Regions from separate parts of the Mus musculus genome. Here region 2 is linked to region 1. A link is a loop called in an ENCODE intact Hi-C map of the cell type or tissue named here. Cell type or tissue: gastrocnemius. All regions are shown on one strand.

Region 1 (8,000 bases):
TAAGGTTGTCAGAATTAGCAAATATTAATACAGGATGCCCAGTTAAACCTTAGTTTCAGATACACAATGAAAACATGTTTTTAAAACATAGGGCCTCGGGAGACAGAGGCAGGTGGATTTCTGAGTTCGAGGCAAGCCTGGTCTACAAAGTGAGTTCCAGGACAGACAGGGCTATAGAGAAACCCTGTCTCGAAACAACAACAACAATAACAAAACCAAAAAAAAAAAAAAACATAGGGCATTCTTATTCTAAAAATTATTTCAAATATTAATAACTATTAATAGGATTCTATCTGGCCACTCAAATTTAAAGGTATTATAAAAAAATAATTACAGACCTTTGGTATTATGCTTGTTTATATGTTACCTCCAGCTTTTCTGAGAGTGATTGTTATTTCTGTGTTTTTCTAAGTAGATAATAAATGCTTTGAACTGTCTGTGGCAAAGCCCTCTTCCTCTATGCTACCAGTGCCATGAATAAATCTTTAACATGAGCTCCATGTTTATTTTCCTGACTGGAAGGAATTCTGTGAGGTGAACATAAAGCAATATAAGGTCTATTAAAGAGATTGTCAAATTAGAGGGTTATATGATGACTCAGCAGATAAAGGCACTTGCTGCTAAGTCTGATGACCTCAGTTCAAACCCTGGAACCTGAATGATTTGAAGAAGAGAGAGCACTCTTTCAAATTGTTCTCTGACCTTCTCCCCCACAAAGAGATAACAAATCAATGCTTTTTTTTTCCTCTTTTGATGGAGGATAATATTATGTAGCTCTAGCTGACTTGAAACTCAATATGTAGACCAGGTTGGCCTTAAACTAACTAGTAGGGAAATCTTTGCTCCTGGAGTGTTTCTGGGGTTAAAGGTTCACACCTATCCAGTATAAATGTGATTTTTTTTTTGTCAACATAACCTAAATTTCTAAGGTGTATTAGAGAAAATCAGAAGTTATGTTTTGCTACATTTTATGCATTACTAAATTCTGCCATTATCTTATCTGCACATTGTATTAATAGTAATTCATTTTAGGGGATTTCTTGTATTGGCTAAGGAAAAGTACAGCTGCTGTAGCAATTGTTGTAGATCCCTTTCATCATTCAGCAGATGCAAAAACTGCCCTGTGCTGTAGCCAGTGGCTGCTCTGCTGATTTCCCCATGCCAGCAGAACCCTGGCCTCTTTATTCCGGCAGAAGGGGGACAGACATTTCTGACTCAGTTCTGACAACTTGCCATGTGTTCACTTCCAAAGGTTAGGATGTAGTGGCCTCCTTCTGAGTGTCATCTGTTTGTTCTTAGCAACGAGAACAAGTGTTTAAAAAGAAATTGAGATAATATTCATATCAAGTTTATTCCAACAACTGAGTGGAGTGGGGTCAGGAGGAGCTGAAGCCAATACCACAAAGCTCAGAAGTTGGACAAGTTGAGTTTTCTTGGCAGGCCACTCTGTGGAGGTGGGGATTTTGAAACATGATTCTTGATTTCTGGAGGAACTTGCTAGTTGGGAAGGCAAGGCTCATGAGAGACAATGAAAAAGTAAGGGGCCGTCAGGGCGGGTGCAGGGACATTCTTTTATCTCAGCAGAGCAAAAAGGGAAATGGTGACAGAGAAGGGAGGAATGGTGTGTCTGGCGCAGTTAATCAGGGACTTCCTTGTTTTCAAACCTAGAGTAGTGTGGAGTGTTTGTGATGAGAAGAAAGGAAGTAGTGGGGTGGGAGGGATCCTGTTTTGTCCTATTTTTAGAGGGCTGGGAGGGGGAATACCCGACTCCCATGACTAGGGTGAAACCACACCACCGGCCTGGGCAGTGTGTGTGTGTGTGTGTGTGTGTGTGTGTGTGTGTGTGTGTGTGTATTGCAGTTAGGGGTGGGGCTCTGGGACAAAGGCTTACTCAAACTCTGAGTGTTAATGAAATCAGGAAAATGTGAAAAAGGAAAATTATTAGCTCTACTGTAGACTTCTATTTTAAAATAATAACTTATCTTCATTAAGTAAATGGCTCTAAGTAAAACTTCTTTGTTTACTCCCCCTTCCTCCTTCCCCTCTGCCCCCTCTGCCCCCTCTCCCCAGAGTTTGAGCATGTGGTGTTGAAAGGGTCAGCTTAAAAACTTTGGGAAGGTCATGAAACACTTGCCCCTTCAGAAGGGCGAGTCTAATTAACATTTTTCAGACAACAGGGCAGAACCGACCTGCAGGTGGGGACACATTTTGCAGGACAGACCATTGTCCACTTTCAGATGAGGGAAGTCCTTGTCACCTCATTCCCTAAAGACCAATCAATTTAAAGAGTGCACTGTTCAGCTAATCATATTGTGCCTAGTTGCTGATGCTCCATTCTGCCCCTGGAAACCATATAAAAACTTGCCGAATGGTTGCTAGGGGTCACAGTCTCTCCTTTGGGTCTGGGACAACCCTAGTGCACTGGAACAATAAATTCCTCTTGCTTTTTGCATCAATATTGGCTCTCCGTGGTTCACTCAGGGGGTCCCCAGTAAGGTAAGGCTCCCCGGAGTCTTACAGTGTGTGTGTGTGTGTGTGTGTGTGTGTGTGTGTGTGTGTGTGTGTGTGTGTTGCTGGGCTACAGATGTGCATCACTGCATCTGGCTCTAACACAGGTGATGGGATTATAACTCAGGTCCCCATGCTATCAAAGCAGTTACTTTCTGGACTTTATTTTTTTCTTAGAGACATGTAAGTCATTGTTCCGTACCTGTGCTTAGCGTCTGAATGTACAGCATCACCATCAGAATTTCCTCTGAAATGATCACAAAACTGTGTGCTACTATATTAACCAGATCTCAAAACAATTCCATATTTTTTCCTAGAGAGTTCTCATGTTCAAATACATACATACATACATTCATACATACTTATATATGTTACTTTTAAAAGGTAATGAGAGGTTAAGCATGGTAGTGCATACCTTTAATCTCAACAGAGGCAGGGGAATTTCTGTGAGTTTGAGGCTAGCCTGGTCTACAAAGTGAGTCTAGGAAAGCCAGGGCTAGTATACAGAGAAACCCTATTTTGAAATAATAAATAAAAGGCAATGAGATTACATACTATTGGTAGCTAAAAGCTACTGAGAGCTTGCTATACTATATGTCAGTATGTCAGATACTGTTCTTGGGCCCTTTCCTGGAGACCCCATGAAATCTTCACAATAACATGGTTAAGTGGTATTATTTATTTTAGACAGCCTCACTAGCTAATCCTGGCTTCCTGGAACTCAAAGAGATTCCCCTCCTTCAGCCTTCTGAGTTCTGTGATTAAAGGTGTGAGCCACCCAAATCAGTGTCCTGTACTTTTTTTTAAAGATTTATTTATTTATTTTATGTATATGAATTCATTGTAGCTGTACAGATGGTTGTGAGCTTTTATGTGGTTGTTGGGAATTGAACTTTTTAAGACTTCTGCTCGCTCTGGTCAGCCCTGTTCTCTCTGGTCAACTCTGCTTGCTCAGCCCCTGCTTGTTCTGGCCCAAAGATTTATTTATTATTATAAATAAGTACACTGTATTTGTCTTCAGATGCAACAGAAGAGGGCGTCAGATCTCATTATGTGTGTTTGTGAGCCATCATGTGGTTGCTGGGATTTGAACTAAGGACCTTCTGAAGAGCAGTCAGTGCTCTTTTTTTTTTTTTTAAAGATTTATTTATTATTATATGTAAGTACACTGTAGCTGTCTTCAGACACACCAGAAGAGGGAGTCAGATCTTATTACAGATGGCTGTGAGCCACCATGTGGTTGCTGGGATTTGAACTCTGGACCTTCGGAAGAGCAGTCGGGTGCTCTTACCCACTGAGCCATCTCACCAGCCCGAGCAGTCAGTGCTCTTACCCGCTGAGTCCCTCTGTACTTTTAATATATAAAAATATGTTAAATTATTAAAAATCAATTGACTTTGCATGTTAGTACTTTGTAATCTGCCTCTACCTCCCTCCCCACACACTTAAATTAGGATGTAACACATCTTCTTTCATGTCAATACAGATCTTACTACTAATAGGGTACAGTGTATGGAAGTGGCCCTGAAGCTCTCTCTGCACTTAGACTTTGCTATGCCTAGATGCTCTTGCTTATGTGTGAGATTGACTGGGCCACTGGTTCCACATTAACATGTGTATGGAGTTATGCATTTAAACCAGTGGAATGGAAGCCAGAATGCTCTAACAGGAGCCTCACCTAAGTCACCAGAGACTTGATTAGAACAAGCATGATGGGACAGGAGGTGAGTTTTGTCTATGTCTTCCAGTCAGGACACTTAGCTAATCTTGCTTTCACACATGAACTTTGGAGCTTATACCAACAGCTGTCCTGGCTCTCAGGCAAGGAACTTTGGAATCCTTGGTCTCTGTGACTCATGGGACTTTCAAGCTATTATAGTTATGTGAGTCAGTTCTTTACCAAATCTATCTACTATGAATGCATGTGTTTGCCTGCCCATCCATCCATCCATCCATCCATCCATCCATCCATCCATCCATCAATTATCTACCTATCTTTCCTTGATCTAGTTACTATCTAGCAAAGTGATTCTGGTTTGCACTAATGTTGATTCTTTAGACATCCCAAACTAATAGGTCTTTTTATATTGTTAGTTTTAAAATACTTTAATTTTGATATTTTGTGTGTGTACATGTGTGTGTTGAGTGTTGTGTGTGTGTGAGTGTGTGTGTGTGTACATGCTGTACCTGAGGGCTCCTGAGCTGAAGTCAGAGGATAACCTTCAGGAACTGATGGTCTTTCACTGTGGGCTCCAGAATTTGAACACAAGAGGTCAGACACTTTTACTTGTAGGCCAAGCCCCTAAAAGAAGTTTGGAGTTAAGACCTTTGTTGTTGTTTTGAAATCACTGTGAAAAAGACCCTTAGTGAACATTCACCAGCATTGGGCTCTAAGGTTTGCAAGTCAGCCTTGAAGGGAACCACTGGTCCAGCTCCTTGCTGCCACTCAGTGGCATTTTTCTACATTGCAGTTAGAAACTTCTGTGCTCTTTAAAGGATCCAGGAAATGGCCATAAGCAAATATTCTGTCTCTGTCTCAGTCTCTCTCTCTGTGTCTCTCCCTCCCTCCCCACTCTCTATTTCCCACTTCTTCTTTTCTGTCCCTCCTCTCCGTCCTTCCCTTCCTTTCGCCCTCCCCTTCTCTGTCTCTCTTCCTTCCTCTCTCCCTCTTCCCTCTCTGTCTCTCTCTCCCTCCCCCTCTACTGTAAATAATAATAATGTAACATCAGATCAATTCATGGCTTATATTATCCCCCGAGGATAGATTCCTCGATTGCTATCACTTGACAAAAGGTGTGAACATTAAACTTTGTCTTATAGATATAACGTATAGTATACATGACAGAGTGAAAAATGCATTAAAACATAACAAGAAGAAAATGATTTTAACTTAATTAGCTATCCAAACCACTTATTTATTTATTTATTTATTTATTTATTTATTTATTTATTTATTTATTTTGGTTTTTTGAGACAGGGTTTTTCTGTATAGCCCTGGCTGTCCTGGAGCTCACTTTGTAGTCCAGGCTGGCCTCGAACTCAGAAATCCACCTGCCTCTGCCTCCCAAGTGCTGGGATTAAAGGCGTTGCCACCACGCCTGGCTCCAAACCACTTTTAAAGTAGCATTTAGAAGCATTTAAATAGGAGCTGGTGAGATGGCTCAGTGGTTAAGAGCACTGACTGCTCTTCTGAAGGTCCTGAGTTCAACTCCCAGCAACCACATGGTGCCTCACAACCATCCATAACAAAATCTGATGCCCTCTTCTGGGAGTGTCTGAAGACAGCTACAGTGTACTTACATATAATAAATAAATAAATAAATAAATAAATCTTTAAGAAAAGGAAGCATTTAAATATTTTTAAACTTTGTGTGAGGGCTGTGTATGGGAACATGTGTGAGGTCTGTGTATGGGCACATGTGTTGATGTCTGTTTATGGGCACATGAGTGAGGCCAGAGGGTGCCTTCTGGGAGTTGGTTTTCTACTCACTGTGTGGGTTCTAGAGATCAAACTCAGATGGTCAAGGCAGCAAGCGTCTTTATCAGTTGAGCTCCTTTGTGGTTTAGGAAGTTGATCGTAGGACTTTCCTGTGTTGCTTTCCTAGCCCTGTTTTAACACTTTTTTTTTTTTTTGAGACAGGATTTCTCTGTGTAGCCCTGGCTGTCCTGGGACTCATTCTGTAGACCAGGCTGGTCTCGAACTCAGAAATCCGCCAGCCTCTGCCTCCCAAGTGCTGGGATTAAAGGTGTGTGCCACCACTGCCTGGCTCTGTTTTAACAATTTAAAGAATAATATGGACTTATGGGTCTATAGTTTAATAGCTTTGTACTGCCTGGATTACTGGTTGCTCTATGACCCTCTAGCTCATCTTTGTCCTCTTCCTTCTGAAAGACCCACAAAATGAGGACTCCCCCATGTTCTGACTCAGGAGAGGCGACAACCTAAATCACTCACAAGAAACGACCTTGATGCAAACCACAAGAGGAGTTTTTATTCCAGGCATACTCTGGGGCCCACAGTCGTACATCAGCAGGGGTAGAGGACCAAGGACCACGAGTGCAGAATTGGGATAGCTTTTATGGAGTTACAACAAAGCCCGTGCTTCACAAACCAATCATGTCACAGCATCAAGAGCTCGTGCAGTGTGGGTCAATCGATTTGTACCACTCCATAGTTTCTAGGCCAATCATTTTAAATCATCAAGTCCACGCTCCGAGGGCCAATCAGTTTCCTTTAGCCTAGGAGGTCCGAATTTGCTTGGGTTCCTGGGCGGGGGGGGGGTGGGGGGGGTGGGGGAGGGAGCTGGGGCCTTGAATCAAAGTTTCAGTGTATAATCTTTCCTTCTATGGTGCAAGCAATTTACAGAAGCTAGATAAGTGGTTAGTTAACTCATTTCCTGTTCTCTTACTAGGCTAGGATCACAGAAAGCAGGCCCTGGAGCAGCAAGAAGTGTGACCTTTTACTTATATAATGGCAGGGAGCAGGGTCTGGAATTTGTGGTATTTAGGGCTTCTTAGGAGGCTAGAGTTGGGGCTGTATTTTCTATCCTTTCACTTCATCTTCTTTTGAGACAGGGCTTTGTGTAGTCCAGGCTGATGAGCTGTGGGAGAACTCTGGACAGGATCAATCTGCATGTTCTGATGGTTGTTTTTCAACTACTCTAGTTTCCTGGTATACAAAAGGAAGTAGATAGTGTCTATACCCCTTCAAACATGGGAGTCTGTGATTCCAAACAGCTTCGTTGTGTAGGGGCAAGGGCAATGGCAATGGCAAGGGCAGGGGTAAGTGTTATGTGCAGACAGAAGCAGCTGTGTGAGAAATGAGACACCATGTAGTAGGGGAGGCAGGCATGGTGTAGGGCTGATTGCAGGGTTGTATAATACTGGGTACCTAGCTTGGTTTAGCATTCCCTTTAATTATCCTGTGTCTTTCAATACAATGTTGGAGTAAAGGACTTCTTGTTTTCATCTTGCACTAGGTCTTACAAGTATTGGAGGTGGTCTTGAGCAAAGATTAGGGTGGAATATGGGATAGGAAAGATATATGGTGTAGATGGAAAAAGACCATAACAGGAAGAGGGATGACAGCCCTCCGTAATATTTATCCTTCTAAATTTAACTGATATTTATACTAATAAAGACATGGGAGGCATAAACTGAGGTAAAAACCTGCTAGCTCAGCGAGGTAACTTTGTTTTCTAAACTATATACAAAGTATCTATTTACAACTGTGATCTTACAACTAACCTGCCAGCTCTTTAGAAATGTCTTTCTATCCATGTCATTTTTACCCACCTAGTCTACCTTTCTCTTGAACCCCTGCAAACCCAAGAGTGCTCCTTAGTTCTTTCCTAGGATACTGTTTTACCTGTGTCCTGCCAACTGCTTCTCTGTGGTTCCTGCAGGTCTCAAGAACTTCTTCCATAAAGGCTTTTCCAAACCAAAGGAGAGGGGTTGGAGGTGGGGAGGGAGGAAAGAAGGGAGGGAGGGAG
Region 2 (8,000 bases), 110 kb before region 1:
CTAGATATTGGAAAAGTAGGGGAGATAATCAAACCCTCCTCTGAGGTCCTTACCTCTGTGACATCACCCCTCATCAATGCCACCACCTTGTCATTTCTCCTTTTGCTTTAGACTTTGTCCTCGGCATACCAACTCCTTAATGTCACCAGGCCTGGATGCTTTAAAGATTGCTGGCTATGCGTACCTCCTGGAACTAACTCGCAATTGTCACTTACAGCATCTCTGGTGATATTGCCAAGTAACCTTACCTCATCCTTTGTCAGCTGCCCTGACTCTAATGTTGCCATGACTCCATACCTTACCTCTATCCCTTTCTTTGGTGTAGCAAACTGTTTTAAGACCTCCGGGACTCATTCTGTAGGAACACTGAGCTCCCTGGAATGCAATAGAACCATAACCCTCGATACATCATCTCTGCCACAATGCCCCGCAGACCAGAACACGTCAATTCTCTGTGGCACTCAGGTATATCATCGCCTACCGTCCAGCTGGTCAGGACTTTGCACGTTGGTACTCCTTTTCCCTGAACTGGGAGTAATCCAGGGAAATGAGCCTGTGCCAATCCCAGATGTAAATATGATAGCTGCTCAAAATAAGAGGGCAGTTCAGGCTCTGCAGTGGTGTCCCACGCCTTTAATCCCAGCACTTGGGAGGCAGAGGTAGGCAGATTACTGAGTTTGAGTCCAGGATGATCTACAGAGTGAGTTCCAGGACAGCCAGGACTACACAGAGAAACCCTGTCTCAAAAAACAAAAACAAAACAAAACAAAACAAAGAGGGCAGTTCAAGTCTTGCCAGTCTTGGTGAATAGCCATAGGTGCTGGTACTGGAATTGCAGGGATAACAACTTCCATGACCCAATATAATACATTCATGTCCAAGTTTAAAAGCAATCTTCAAGAAATATCTGAAACTGTACTTAATATCCAGAAACAGATCGATTCTTTGGTGGCCGTGGTGCTTCAGAACCGATGCGGGCTAGATGTCCTGACAGCTAATGAAGCTCCTGTCACAGGATTACCAGTCGCTGCCCACAGAAGAGCTGCTGTCCACAGAGGAACCTGATGCGAACGTTTACCAAGTAGATCCCAATGGTGAAAGTCAGCTACCCTCCAAAATTGATGACTCCCCTAGACAGTAGGTCGTAACTTAAGAGACACACCCTTGTTCCCTTTTCACCATCAGCTTCCCCCTCCCTTTTTCTTTCCTTCTCTTTATAACAAGAAGGGAGGTATGCTGGCATCAGGATCTCTCAAACCTATGACATCACATAGCCGACAGAGCGACCTACAGACCTTTTGCCAAGACAACGGGCACCATATTTCCAGAATCCACTTGATTCACCTCCCACCTTTACCTGTGTTACATCGTTTTCTATATAAATAAGGGGAATGCCCCTTCCCCCTTCTTTTCCCCCTTCTCTTTCTGTTACCACCCCCATACACCCCCACCCCCATATAAACCTCTCACATATGGAATTGTTTTGGCCTAGTGTGCTGTGTTCAGATGCAAGCCACTATTTTAACACATCATGAGCTCCTGCAAATCATTGGCCCTCCTGATGGGCAGGGCAGACAATACAGGACTCATCCCCTTTCCACTAGTGAGTTATACAAATAAATAATGCAGAATCCTAATTTCTCTGAGAAACCCACTGCCCTCATAGATATATTCGACTCTGTAATGGTTACTTATGAACCCTCTTGGGACAATTGCCAACAGCTTTTGCAGGTACTCCTCAGGACTGAGGAGTGAGTGACAGTGACATCCGGAAATTGGTTCTAGGTTCTAGTGGCACGTCAATATAGATGTGGCTTTTCCCTTGGTTTGCCCTGATTGGGATCCAAAAATCTCCTTTATGAGGATAGGCTTAAGGTCTACTGCCAGATTCTAATGAGGGGTCTCCAAAAGGCTGCTAGGAGGTCTACAAATTTGTCTAAAGTAGGACAGGTCATACAAGGTAAGGAGGAGACTCTAGGGGGCATTTCTTGAGAGACTGCTGGAAGCCTACCACACCTGCCATGAACCAAGCATTTGTCAACCAAGCAGTGCCAGATATCAACCGAAAACTCCAATGGCTAGAAAGATTTGAAGGTAAGCGCATGGTTGAGCTCCTGACAATAGCTGAAAAAGTCTTTAACAACAGGGAGACTCTGGAGGGTAGGCAGACCAGGGGACTCCAGAAGGTGGCTTCTGGGAGGGAGAAATCTGATATCTGAGTTAAAAAAAAAAATAGCATATGGAAGAGAAATGGGGAAGCAGGCCTGTTGTGGGAAATATTACAAAAGAAGATGGAGTTGGCATGTCCCTGCACTCATGCCTCTGCCCTGGAGGCCTGACTGGCCACGCACTGGTGGGCAATGGCTGACCTGTTTCTATTTCATAAGGACTCTGACTCAGAACTCCACAGTCTCCTCATCCAGCCCACTAGGTTCCTAATGGCAGGTTGTTACCATGCCAACCCCGTGCTTCAAATCCCCCACGGCCTTTGTGGTGCACATCTGGCAAACCCACATTTTGCTGCTGTACCTTTCTCCCTTGAACCCAGATGAGCTGCAGTGTGAAGGAAAACGCAACACAAGCTTAGTTCAGAGACAATGGTAACTCAATCTCTGGGCACAACAACTAAAACCTAATCTTGTAAGCCTTATTAAAATCCTATTCCTCTGATGGTGAATCCTTGTGTACCCACCATTATACCGGGGAACGCTAGCAGCTACATCTTATCCCTCTGGGGCCCAGTTCCAAAAAGGACCTAACTCTCTCCTGCTTCCTCTCTTCCTCCATCCAACCCAGAAGTCCCGCCTACTTGATGATTGGCTCCTTTATTCATTAGGGGATTGTTTCACAGGAAACCACCTGAGTATGAGCCTCATTCTTCATTTCAGACAGTCTCTCCCAGGAGAGCAAGCAGCACAGAGCCATCAACAACATAGGCCCTCTTCAACCATGTCAGGAGGGGAGGCCCTGACTCCAGAAGGACCAATGTGCATACTGTAATGAAAAAGGCCATTGGAAAAATGAATTTCCCAAGAGACATAAGAAGGGAGAATCAAAGGTATTTGAAATAGAAGAACTGAACGACTGAGGGTGTCAGGGCTTATGTCCCCTCCATGAGTCCCCGGTAACCCTAAAGGTGGAGGGGAGGCTGGTAGAATTCCTGGTAGATACTGGGGCACAGAATTCAATCTTAAAACAACCTATGGGATCCCTATCCAACAAGAGAACATAGGTCCAAAGGGCTACTGGAAGCAATCAATATTCATGGACTACCCAAAGAAAAGTGGACCTAGGAATGGGACAGGTAAGCCATTCTTTTATTTTCTGAATGCCCATATCCACTCCTAGGCCAAGACCTCCCAACCAAGATGGGGGCACAGATCCATATTGGCTCCAAGGGAGTGCAGGTCTTAAATAAGAGCAGTCCCATACATGTACTGACTGTGACCTTAGAAGAATATAAGAATAAGAATATATGTCATCCTTAAATACCCATACCTAGAAAGGTTATGAGACGAAATTCTTGGGGTATGGGCAGAGAAAAATCTTGCAGGGCTAGCTAGACACTGTGCTTCAATCCTGTTGCAACTGAAGGCCAATGTCAGGCAAGCTAGTGTTCACCAATACCCCATGCCTAGAGATTTGAGATAGGGAATAACGCCACACATAACTCTGGAAGCAAGGGAAACTGGTCCTTTGCCAATCAGCCTGGAATACACCCCTCCTGCCAGTAAGAAAATTCCACTCCAGTGACTACCAGCCCATACAAGACTTAAGGGAAGTGAACAAGAGAATAGAAGATATTCATCATACAGTCCAACCTTTACACTCTACTGAGTAGTCTGTCTCCTGAACAGGATGTCTAACTGTACTAGATCTTAAGGATGCTTTCTTTAGTGCTACTAGCACCAGATAGTCAGCCTTTGTTCACTTTCAACTGGAGCAATCCCTAACACAGATTTAACTGACACCTAACATGGACTAGGCTGTCACAAGAATTCAAGAACTCACCCACCATTTTCGATGAGGCATAAAGACCTGGGGGAGTACAGGCAGGCCTACCCCCAAATAACTCTTTTGCAGTATGTTGATGACCTCCTTCTAGCTGCTCCAGATGAAGACAATTGCCATTTGATGACAGAGGCCTTGCGCAGACAACTAGACCAGATGGGATACCAGGTGTCTATGAAGAAGGCACAGTTCTGCCAAAGTGAGGTAACCTTGGGTACATACTTAAGGGGGCAGAGGACAATGCCTGCTATCCCAGGCCAGAAAAGAGACAATCTTCAACATCCCCATCTCCAAGACCTGGTATCAGACTCATGAGTTCTTGAGCTTAGTGGGGGGAGAGGGGGTGTTTGTAGACTCTGGGTACCTGGATTTATGGAAAGCCCCTCTATACGGCCACCAGGGGGCAGGAGAATACTTTGAACTAGACTCCCGAGATGGACAAAGCTTTTCACAAACTCAAGGAGACATTCCTTGGGGCCCCAGCACTCACCCTGTCATAAGCCCTTCTACCTGTACATAGACAAGAACAGAGCATAGCCAAAGGGGTATTGACTCAGACCCTGGCTTGTCTGTCTAAAAGGCTGGACCCTGCAGCCATTGAGGGGATTCTCAAAAACTCCCCAGACTGCTGGATATCTAGTGCCCACCTGGTGCACTATCAGTCCCCGTTCCTAAACCTGCCTTGCATTAGATACCACCCTGCTTCTGTCATGAACCTGGCTACTCTGCTCCCGAGCCCAGACCTGGATGTCATGCATGACAGCTCAATAGTGCTGAGCCAGGTTCAGAGTCTGAGGCCAGACAGACTGCGCATCCTCTGGCCAGATGCGGAAGCGACTTATTTTATGGATGGAAGCAGCTTCGTGGAAGGTGGTGCAGTGGGGGCTCTTGACTCATATGGGCTTCGGCCCTACCACCTGGGACTTTGGCTCAGAAAGCTGAATTAATCACTTTGACACAGGCCTTAAAAATGGCAAAAGGCAAAATTGCTAGCTTCTACATGGACAGTCAATATGCTCTCACTATGGCTCATGTTCATGGACTCGTATATAAAGAACGGGGTTACTCCTTTTGACAAAGAGTTTAGACTGTCAAAAATAAAAATGAGATCTTGGCCTTGTTAGAGGCATTATGGCTGCCCATCAAAGTAGCCATCATGCACTTCCCAGGACAAAAACAGGGCATGGAAAAGAGAGCAAGAGGAAACAGGCTAGCTGATAGGCTGCAAAACAGGCTGTGTTAGACTCTACAGCCAAAAGCCATGGTAGTGCTGATCCCTCCAGAGCTTCCCCTGACTCTGCATTACAGCCTGGAAAAGAAAAGCGATCAAACAAAATGTCTAGGACTTTAACAGAAAGGATGGTTCCACTCAGTAGATGGTCATGTGATCCTTCCTTCAGAATTTACTAGATAGCGAAATTCATCAGAGAACCCACCTGGGTCCCAGGAAACCCAAATAACTGCTAAGGAATGCCAAATACAAAATCTTCCACCTAGGACCCTTAGTAGATGAGATCATTTCCCACGGCCTGGCCCGTAAGGCAGTAAACCCCCTAACCAGGGGCAAGGAAGCCTGGGAACCAGGCTACGAGGACAAAGGTCAGCTGCAAACTGGGAAAGACTACACTGAAATTAAGCCAGGTCTGTATGCATGGATGTAGATACCTTTTCAGGTTGGGTAGAGGCGTGGTGGCCAAGAAGTTACTGGAGGACATCATCCTCAGGTATGGTCTGCCCTCGTTGCTGGGCTCTGACAATGGACTGGCTTTTGTCTCTCAGGTAACACAATCACTTGTTAAGACATTGGGGACAGACTGGAAACTACATTGTGCTTATCACTCCCAGAGTTTAGGGCAGGTAGAAAGGATGAATTGGACCCTAAAGGAGTCCTTAACTAAATTACCTCTAGTAACTGGCGGTGACTGGGTGGTCCTTCTACCCTATGCCTTATATAAGGCTAGAAACACCCCCTATATTTTGGGATTGACCCCTTTTGAGATACTGTATGGGAGAACTCCTCCCCTCCTATCTAACCTTCAATCTGAAATTCTTGCAGAATATGACCATCAGAGATTTCTGGACATGGTGCAGGCTCTTCACAGGATGCAAAAGCAAATATGGCCAAGCATTTGTCAAACCTGTGAGTCTGCCCTCCCTCCCCATTGTTTTGAACCAGGTGATGAGGTCTGGATTAAGAGATAACCACAAGACCCTTGAGCCCTGTTGGAAGGGCCCCATACGGTGATACTGATAACACACACAGCTATAAAGGTTGACAGGATAAAGACTTGGATCCATAATTTCCACATCAAGCCTGCTGGGTGAGAAACAATTCAACAGCTGAAACACCGCAGGGAACAGCTTCTAAAAGATCAAGCACCCGAGGTCAGCATTGGATGTTGGCCAGCTGTTGCCCATTTGCAGGATCTACTAAAGCTAAGAGTTCAAATACTCTTGGCTCTCAAGTACCCACACTGCACCCTAGACCATAGGTCCTACTAGATCTCCACAGAGCTCCTCATACTTGCTTTGCTTAGAAATCAGGCCATAGCAGTCAACCCTCACCAAGCTGTTACCAGCAAACTGATACTTTGAAACCCCAAGAGGCCTAGGGAGAGAGGTACAGACTTTGACCCTAACTGGTCCGATGAGTACCACCTTTCCTGTTTTTCAACCAAGACATTTACACCTTAGCTGGAGACATATGGAAGGATCCAGGATCATATCAGGACCTGCAAAAAGCTAGGTTGACTTGTAAAAAGGCCTGGCAAGACTGATAATTTGCAGCTATCCAACTCTTCATGTGCCCAGGGACAAAGGACTAGGAGACTTGCTGTGGTACTGAAAGCTTCTTTTGTAGTATGTGGGGCTGTGAAGCTAATGCGATATGTGCATGGTAATCGGGATCTTATCCAGATCCAGATGTGCAGGACAGTGAACCCAACACCTGGAGGACTGGTAGGCTCAACATGGGGGAGAGACCCATCCCCATCTCAGGAACAGAAAGGAGATCGAAGAGTAGAGGGTGGGAAGCTGGAAACATTTGGGGCTTAACATCATGAGAAAAATAGGGGACTCCTTTTCCAGATCTAAAAACAAAAAGTTCCATCTGGATTTACCCCTGTAGCAATAGAATCAGTGGCCCCAGTGATGTTGATACCTGTTCTAAGAACCTGTGAGTTCAGCCTGTCTCAGATTCCTCTTCCCTCATAAACTCAGTTTCATCCTGTTATCACACCTCTCTCTCCCTAGAGTCTCATCTCTCCTGTTTGGACTGTTCAACTTTACCTTCAATTTTATTAACTTACACTACTAACCTTACCAGAGAAGATTGTAAGCTCTGCTTGGACCCCGGACCCCTATATTATACTGGCTGGTCTACCACCGGAAATCTGTTAACACCTCTAAAAAGCCCACCAAGGTATTCCTGGGGAACATCCCCAGTTTTGGGAGGTGTGGCCTTGTTGTAGGTGTGGTGTTGTGACTGTGGGCTTTAATACCCTTGTCTTAGCTGCCTGGGAGCCAGTATTCTAGCAGCCTTCAGATGAACTCTCAACTCTTCCTGTACCATGCCTGCCTGGATGTTGCCATGTTCCTGTCTTGGTGATAATGGACTGAACCTCTGAACATGTAAGCCAGCCCCAATTAAATGTCCTTAGAAGAGTTGCCTTGGTCATGGTATCTGTTCACAGAAGTAAAATCCTAAGACACCCTTCAGTGACTGGAAAGGGGCTGTATGTGACAGGAGAAGGGGGAAGATTAGATAGCTTCCCTCACCTTAAGCATCTTTGCGATCATACCCTTGTCACAGAAAGTAGCAACTCCTGCCTCGTGACTTGGATTGCATGTACCTGGGGCCATGCATGGATACTCCAAAACTCCAGCCTGTGTGTTCTGGTTGCACTATTCCCTCGTTTACTATGTTCCTGTCAGCACCTATATGGAGACGGGGAAAAACGGGACTTGGGGGCCTCAGCAAGTCTACTTTC

The links. A loop is a pair of places that touch in the nucleus more often than their neighbours do. Peaks named below come from ENCODE experiments on the same cell type or tissue, not always from the same donor. Only the 100,000 strongest peaks of a DNase experiment are listed, where the experiment ranks them.
Region 2: a loop joins it to region 1, with 9 times the contacts of the local background. A loop is called at or near these places in 20 of 42 quality-filtered maps.

The regions. Positions count from the first base shown.
Region 1 is chr15:34,040,262-34,048,261 of GRCm38, reverse strand. No RefSeq gene overlaps it. Among named protein-coding and RNA genes, the nearest start is that of Gm41290, 6.5 kb to the right of the region's middle. In gastrocnemius, a CTCF peak has its summit at 4,953; DNase peaks (open chromatin) are centred at 1,193, 1,430, 1,777 and 4,951; H3K4me3 peaks cover 396 bases; H3K27ac peaks cover 2,981 bases.
Region 2 is chr15:34,152,110-34,160,109 of GRCm38, reverse strand. It overlaps Gm38594 (a long non-coding RNA gene), which reads left to right. Exons shown (of 6, transcript XR_003951614.1): 3 at 4,084-4,215; 4 at 6,068-6,151; 5 at 7,264-7,432; 6 at 7,523-7,548. Among named protein-coding and RNA genes, the nearest start is that of Gm38594, 10 kb to the left of the region's middle. In gastrocnemius, a CTCF peak has its summit at 4,404 (motif pointing right); DNase peaks (open chromatin) are centred at 3,687, 4,439 and 6,375.